Regions from separate parts of the Homo sapiens genome. Here region 2 is linked to region 1. A link is a loop called in an ENCODE intact Hi-C map of the cell type or tissue named here. Cell type or tissue: IMR-90. All regions are shown on one strand.

Region 1 (4,000 bases):
CAGAGGAATGTACTGTATGTGCAAAGATTTATTTTTTGATTTGAGATTGGTTTTGGGGTTAGGGTAAAATAGAAAAGGAAAGTTGATAGTAATAGGCTTTTTGACGATTTTTCTTTTTACAAAGAAATTAAAGACAAAATGGGAAAGAAATATCTGACGATCAGCATTTTGATCAGTCATAATATGAGCGTTTTTAAATTGCAGTTTTTGTGTGAGTGCATGTGTTAGAAAGTGGAGAAGAAAATTTTAAAAACCCACTTTTTTCAAAATGAAGTTTCTTATCCATTATCAAAAGATATCTGTTATCTTTGTTTCTTTTTGTAGCATAACATCAAACTATCAGCTCACAAATTAGTCAATGTGGTGACAAGAAAACACAATATCACTGAAACCAGTGTTTCTCACTGAAGCATATCAGAATAACCTAATTCTGTTCCAAATACGAAATCACTTTAAAATACTTTTCAAATAACTGATAGAGCAGAAATATAAAGTTTACATGAAAGTTGCTGCAAGTTCACATTTGCCTAGATGTTAATTCTTTTAAAGATAATGGTTGGCACGGTAATAAAGATAGGAGAAAATTACATGTTTCCAGACATGGTTTTAGACAAAAAATTTAGAAAGACACAAATTCCTCAGTCACATATCTACCATTTTAAATATTATTTCTCATGCAAATGACTATGTAGGAGGAAGCACACCCAATCAACTAAAGGGGTGTTACCCCTGATTAAATGTCATTGCTTTCTTATTACTTCATTTTTGCATACAGTGTGGCTCCCACAGGACTGTACATCCCTTCAGAGCAGAAGGTGAATCTTACACTGCTCTTGTAATCCCTAAGGTGGCAAGCATAGAACCAGACACATAGTAGGTACTCAGTGAATACCAGCTGACTTAACTTGCTTCAACTATTATTTAAAATTCTGGCAAAGGCTTTGAAGTTGTTGATAAGTGAAGGACTGGCCCATACAGGTTAAGATGCCCTAGAGAAAGCAGATGACATGCAGGGAAAAGAAAACGATGGAATAGACTTGTATATGTTTGTGTTACTTATTACAGTGAACCACGTTTCATGAGTTTCAAAAAAAGCTCTTAAAAAGTTAGCTTTGAAATAGGTATATTGAAATGTGAATTCAGAGCTAAAATAAATTCTTACAGTTTTCATCCTGGGCAATGCATTGTAAGGGGATCCCAAAGAAAGACGTATAGCTGTCATTGTACCACACCAGAAGCTCGGTGCCCCTAGGGATATCTATACAGGCTCGGTAGAATATATTCGACCTATTCAAAACAAAAGAAAACCCAGCTTAGTAATACATAGGACTCATGTGCCCCCATCCATATTTTTATTGCCCTGAAAAAGTTCTACGCAGCTCCATCTAAACAGTTTCTGTTTGTAATAAATTTACATCCAACTGATTGTCCCCAGCAACCAATTAGAGTCTGTAACTCAGTGTGATAAACAGCATTCAATTTATTTCCACAATGACCCTCCCTAGAATGAACTGGCTGAAGAGACAGATATTTAGCCCAGGAGACATCAGAAAGGAAGAATTAATTTTAAAAAAATTTCATCTCACACTAATGAGAAAATTCCCTCCTGGAAAATTGCAAAGACACTGGTGCCCCAACCTCATATATAAATACTATTGATTTCTTATTTGAAGGAAAAGCATTAAATGTATTATTGCAACTTGGCATTGGGAATTCCAAAATTTGTAATAAAATTAAGCAGCTTTGTGATATAAGGACTCAGGGAAATAAAAATCTTCTCCACTGCTCTTCTAAAGTTTGATACAGGAGAAGAGAAAAACCCTCTGATGTGAAATGGATGGAAATTCAATAAATACAAGAGGAGCACTTTACTCTGGCTGAAAGATTACACTCTGAAACGATACAGTGAAGGTACTGAAAAATGAACATTTTTTATAATAGCTTTGGTACTGTAAAAAAAAAACCTACAGATTAAAAAAATGAGGAGACTGAGACTGGTTTTCTCAATGAAGAACTGCTATTACAAATATGAACCTCAAGTTCAAGATAAAAGTGTGTAGGGTTGGTGGGCCTTAAATTTCTCCTTTCTGTAAGGAATTGGCTGTAGCAGGGCAATTTGTTCCTTGTATAACACTGCAGACATAAGGCGAATGCTTCTCCACATTTTTCATGGCAGTGAGATATGCACTTGTCAACATATTTTGTCACCACAAAGTGGCTCTTGGCAATAGGATCATAAAGATCAATAAAAAAGTGCAGATTCTCAATATTGTACTTGCAGCTGCAAAAATTTCATTTATCTTGTTATTTTCCTTACTTGCTGCCATTCTGTCTCATGAGGGCACTGCTAGCTAAGCAGAATGTTTTTCCCAACATTCTATGAATATCTGACAAAAACTCCAGCCAGTTGCCTAGCTCTTGCTACCCTTCCTCCCTCTGCATCTCCAAGAGCTCTGCATTTTATTAATTCTTTCCACTGCTACATAAAAAAATCAAAATTGGAGCTGAGCTATAAATCACTGGCATCTTCTAACTTGAGAAAAATTGAGTCTACTTTGTACTTCACCCTTGCAACATTTCATCTCTCGGTTTGGCTTCCCTTAATATAAACACTGCGCCCAGCAAATGAATGTGCTAAAACCAAATGACACACTTTGCTGCTGAAAGAGCAGAACTGTTTTCGAGCAATGGGTGGTCTTCTGAGGCACCGAATAGGCCGAAAGGCGGAAAAAAATGTGTAAGCGTACACCATTCCTTACAAGTGGGCAGAGCTTCCAAAACTCGCAGAAATCTCTGCATGTTGAAGCACATCAAAGGGATTTTTCCCTTTTCAGATAATATTTCCTTTGCTGACATGTATTTAGTATTGTGGTTGGATGACTCATAAAGATAGCTTCATGGCGTCCCAACGCAGTTGAAGTGGAACACATGCCAATAAACATTATTGTCAGCCTCAAAATAAAAACAAAACGTTCAGCTAAGGGTCAATCAATCAAGTGTGCTTTGAAGAAAATTCCATTTAGATATTACAAATCATAACAGAATGAATTTAAACCAGCTGACTTTTTGTGAAGAGGACATTCATGTACAATAAAAATTAGCCTGGCTCTTCAGGGTCCAACTTTTCTATTTTCTTACTCTTGGACGTGGTCACTGGTGATGAATGCCAGTTTTTAAAATTGGGCTTTTGTATTTCATTTTGTAAAGATCTGAAGTAATCGAAAACAGATCGGCAGAGAGAGCTCATAGTGTAAGCGCCGTCATGAAAGGGGGAGTTGTAAAAAACCCACTTAATATTGACAGATAGGCAATGACTTACCCGTGCCCACCTTCCTCTTAGGGGGTTCTTGTTTTCCCAAATTCAGAATTTGCCTCTATAGCTCCCTGGGTACCCATTACAGAACCAAACTATCTCTTACTAAGTGGACAAGTACAATCTTCACTAATTTTCTAGCTCAGAGTTTTATAAAAAACCTCACAACAGAAATGCAGCTGTAATAAAGGTGAATAAAGCCCACATACAGCAGTGTAATGAAATACTGTCTTGTGCTACTTCATTTAAACTGTTATTTAATGAAATAAAACTGCACTGAAAACCAAGGCGGTGAGTCACATACTGCCCACATTTTTTTTAATTGAAGACCTCAGAGAGCAAGCCAAATTTGTGCAGCCTTTAACCAACAAGGGGAAGAAAGTTAAAAAGAAAAAACTTAAGCTTCGTTTAAAAAAAAAAAAAAAGGAAAGGAAAATAAATAGCCATAGGCAGGACTCCAAGTTGCTGAGCACAGAGCCCTCTGCTTTGATGTGTCTGTGGTGCCTAATAAAGCTAAACAGTTGCTTCTGATTCTAAAGAGAACACGGCTGTTTATAACTGAGGTCATATATTTATATAGCACACGTTTTCGAGGGATTTTGAGAGAAGAAGGCTTAGTGGTGGGGCTTTTTTCCTATTTGATTTGTTTTTGCCCTCTCATCTCCACTCCAGCCTTCCTTAGCACTA
Region 2 (4,000 bases), 450 kb before region 1:
CTGAAAAAATCACTGATCTGCTCCCACCAAAAAAAAAAAAGAAAAAAATTAAATACACATCTATCTTAAATGCCTCACAATCCTTCAAATAAAGGCATGAAGGTATGGCATTTTCCCCTTCCAGACATAAAAGAGTCTATTAAAATATACAACATGACAGACACTACATATAGTTAGGCACCTTTTCTTTTAACCTTTAAACAGTCAACCCCTTCCTAAGGTTGAATTTACTTTTGGCGCAGGCAAGCATGGTTGAGTATCCCTGGTTTCCACTGAAGTCCTCTGTGGGTATGTGGGCATGTTTATAAATCATATTTTGTAATAAAAGCAAAGTATATTTATATACATGGTGATTTCATCATCGAGAGCTGCCAATTCAGACTGTGTATAATATGCCCTTATAAAGATGTTTCTATAATTCTTACTAATCTATATTCATAGAAGAATAGTTTTGGCCAGGAGGGGTGGCTCATGCGTGTAATCCCAGCACTTTGGGAGGCCAAGGTGGGCAGATCACAAGGTCAGGAGTTCAAGACCAGCCTGACCAACATGGTAAAACCCTGTCTCTACTAAAAATACAAAAATTAGCCAGGCGTGGTGACAGGCACCTGTAATCCCAGCTACTCAGGAGGCTGAGGCAGGAGAATCACTTGAACCCAGGAGGCGGAGGTTGCAGTGAGCCAAGGTCGCGCCATTGCACTCCAGCCTGGGCGACAGAGTGAGACTCTGTTCCAAAAAAAAAAAAAAAATAGCTTCAAGTGTCCCACCCGGCAAAAGATTACAGAATATAAAATAACTACTAGGTATGTTTTATATACTTCTGTGAAATAAATGTAAACAGAAATCTACACTGTCCAGTTAAATTACATAATCTCTCTACCCACATTATCTTTAGTCAAAAATAATTTTAAATTATTTATTGTGATTTCTGCCATAATTATGAAACTACTATGAGGGTACTGCAAACCAAATTACACAACTGCATTTTTTTAAGTAAACCAAACAGTAAACACCGACTAGACCGTGGAATGTAAATAATTTAAAATTGTGGACCAGCTGATAAAGATTCAACTAGAAATATATGTAATGATGAATGTTTATCAACTTTACTCTCATGGAGGTGACTAGCAGAAAGAACTGAAATGGATTACCCAGTCAAGAGCCTAGAGAAGAGCTGCCACAGTACAACAAGACTACACATGTAAGAGATTTGATCTGGATTTAAAAAAATAAGTCAAATTTATTTTTAACTGTCAGCTACCTAATATTTCTCAAATCTCAATTACTTTCTAAAAGATAAAATCCTTTACTCCAAATGAACCTTTAAATTTAAGACTTAGAAAAGAGCAGAAAAATATCCAAATAGCAGAAAGCAAGACATAAAAATAGGTATTTAGAAGTGACAGACCAAATACTTAGAATATTAAATTTAAGAATATGGCCATATTTCAATGGAAATTTATTGTTTGATATAAAATTCCTTTAATAATGTTCACTATTCTTAAACACTATCCTTTCAAATTCCAAAGTAGATTCTTTCAAAATTTTCTAAAGTTGTATTAGCCCTTTGAAATGGGCAATTTAATGTAATACACATTTTGATGAACAAGACAAAGTCCCAAATTTTCTACACTTGTATCAGCAATTTACTTTGCTTAGTTTGTATTTCCAGTACTGAGAGTTCTGAGAGTTGAGTTCTGAGAGTTGAGTTCTTTACACTTAAGTAATCTTTCCTTCAACAGTGTTTTACTGAACTACGCCAAGCATTTATTTGAGACTAAATAAGATTTTCAAATAAATTCTAATGGCCCTTAAATTCAAACACAATCTAAAAAGGACATCTATTTTAAATAATTCCCACTAAATAAAGAACGTCCTTATAAAGATTTGCAAAAGTAAAGCTGGCATGCTATTAAAGTTACTACCACCAGAGGACAGCATTGCCTTATGTGATACAAATGCATCCAAATAGACAAGAGAGAGGTTCTCAAAATACGATATACTTACAGAAGTTAGGAAGTAAATTGATGTTTTAACCTTATGGCTTATTTCTTAAGATAAAAGTAATTACCGAAACAGCTAATTTATAGTCTTAGAGATTAAGAAATCAGGTCTCATCTCAATTGCTTCCTCTTCCCCAGCACTTAATCTGAAACAGTGCTGCTCCCATGTAGCCACTTGAGCACACTATTGTTTTATTTTTCTGTAATAACTTACTCCTACTTTGAAATTATTTTATTTATTTATTATCTGCCTTTGCACTAGAATTTAAGCTTCATAAAGGACTGCTCACAGTTATAGCCCAACAAACTGGCACAAAGTTAGTACTTATTTAATAGTGGTCCTCCCACTTCAGCCTCCTGAGTAGCTGGGACTACAGGCGCCGAGCTGGTAAATTTTTTTTTCATTATTTTTAGTGGAGACAACATCTCACTATGTTGCCCAGGCTGGTCTCAAACTCCTGAGCTCAAGCAATCCTTCCACCTCAGCCTCTCAAAATGTGAAGCTACATCTCTACTCTAAAATTCTTTGGGAATATATGTTAAGTCCTACTTATGATGAACTTTAGAAACAACCTTAGTTTCTTTAAATACAATTAGGCAACAAACAGGCAATCAAAATGGATCAAAGTCCTAAAACACATACAGGCTTGTGCTATTGACACCGCACCACCATTTCTCCTTTGTTCATTGCCTTTTTCTTCATATATTTGTATATACTTCCTTCTCTCAAATCCACCCAGAAACTGAAGCATGTTTCCCTATCTGGATATGATGTTCTTATTTATCCCTTCTAAGATGACTCATTGCTCATCCTTTGGTTGAGAGACTGTTGGTACCTCCTAGAACTAACCACGTAGGACTCCAGAACCTAGTTTCTCCTGACCTGGGTTGATGAGTGTACAGAAAGTATATTTTATGGCATCTAATCTTTAATTCTTTGACAAAGAATATTTCCCCTTAAGGTTTAAACCTGAAGTGTAATTTCATATCTCTGGATCTCTTGATTTAAAGAAAAAACGAGGAACCATTTAGCTAAGCAAGAAGAGTTTAGATCAGAGAACAAGATCATCTACAAAATTACTCCAACCAAAAGCCTGCAGGCCCATCTTCATCTCCAATTTCTTCCTCCCTATCCACTTGCAACTAGTCCCTTAAGTCTGAAATGACTTTCAAAATTTTCCCATTTTCTCATGTTGGCTGAGTTCTGAACTTTTCAACTTGCCTCCACCACTGCTAAGCACCTTTTAAAGGACTTCCCAGTCTAAGTCTCTCCTCTCTCCAATCTGCCATCCAAATTGCCCCCATCATAAATATGCCATGCCCTTTTCCTCTCAAATCTCATCAATGATTCTCCATTGACTAAAGCATTAAGTTCACAGAGCTCTTCAAGAATTTTGTTCCCAACCTATTTCCACCCTCCTCTTAGTCTCATTCTCCATTAGGCTTCCTTCCCAGGTGGCCTATACTATGAATGGAAGGAAGGGAAAAGTAAGAAAAAGCAAAAATCTCCTTGTCATTCCCAGAACACACCACGTGGGATTTCTTACCTCAGTATCTTTGCACATGCTCTTCTTTCCACTTAAAATCCATTTGCTCTCTCCCAAAAGAGTTATACAGTCTCTGTCACTTTGTATTATAATTTTTATACCTCTCTCTTCCTCACTGAACTGATCTCTTGAGGAAATAAATTATTCTTTACTTATCTTTACAGTTCTAGAGACTATCAAAGTCCTGAACACTTAGTATTATAGAAACTAAACAAATGGTCCAATACTATAATCTTAAAACATTTTTTAAGGAATAGTTTGTTTACTAGAGAATACTAACCCAAAATAGAAATTATCCATCTAGTTTCATAGGAAAACTTAATTTATATTTTTAAACCATTTTCTGCAATCTGCTGAACCCCAGGAAGTGACATAAGCCTCATAACTGCTGCCAAATTAATTTTCCTAAGGATCAACCTGATCATATTGTTTCTTGGCTTAAAACCACAT

The links. Peaks named below come from ENCODE experiments on the same cell type or tissue, not always from the same donor. Only the 100,000 strongest peaks of a DNase experiment are listed, where the experiment ranks them.
Region 2: it touches region 1 in a loop (14-fold over the local background); 1 of 110 quality-filtered maps calls a loop at or near these places.

Annotation. Positions count from the first base shown.
Region 1 is chr5:123,156,801-123,160,800 of GRCh38, reverse strand. PRDM6 (PR/SET domain 6) reads right to left here. Exons shown (of 8, transcript NM_001136239.4): 5 at 1,163-1,287. Among named protein-coding and RNA genes, the nearest start is that of PRDM6-AS1, 68 kb to the right of the region's middle. RefSeq lists a silencer at 2,674-2,893. In IMR-90, a CTCF peak has its summit at 2,343; DNase peaks (open chromatin) are centred at 2,420, 2,880 and 3,710; H3K27ac peaks cover 157 bases; H3K27me3 peaks cover 473 bases.
Region 2 is chr5:123,609,229-123,613,228 of GRCh38, reverse strand. The region is part of intron 13 of CSNK1G3 (casein kinase 1 gamma 3); the gene reads right to left. Among named protein-coding and RNA genes, the nearest start is that of CSNK1G3, 99 kb to the right of the region's middle. In IMR-90, a CTCF peak has its summit at 1,935 (motif pointing right); a DNase peak (open chromatin) is centred at 1,938.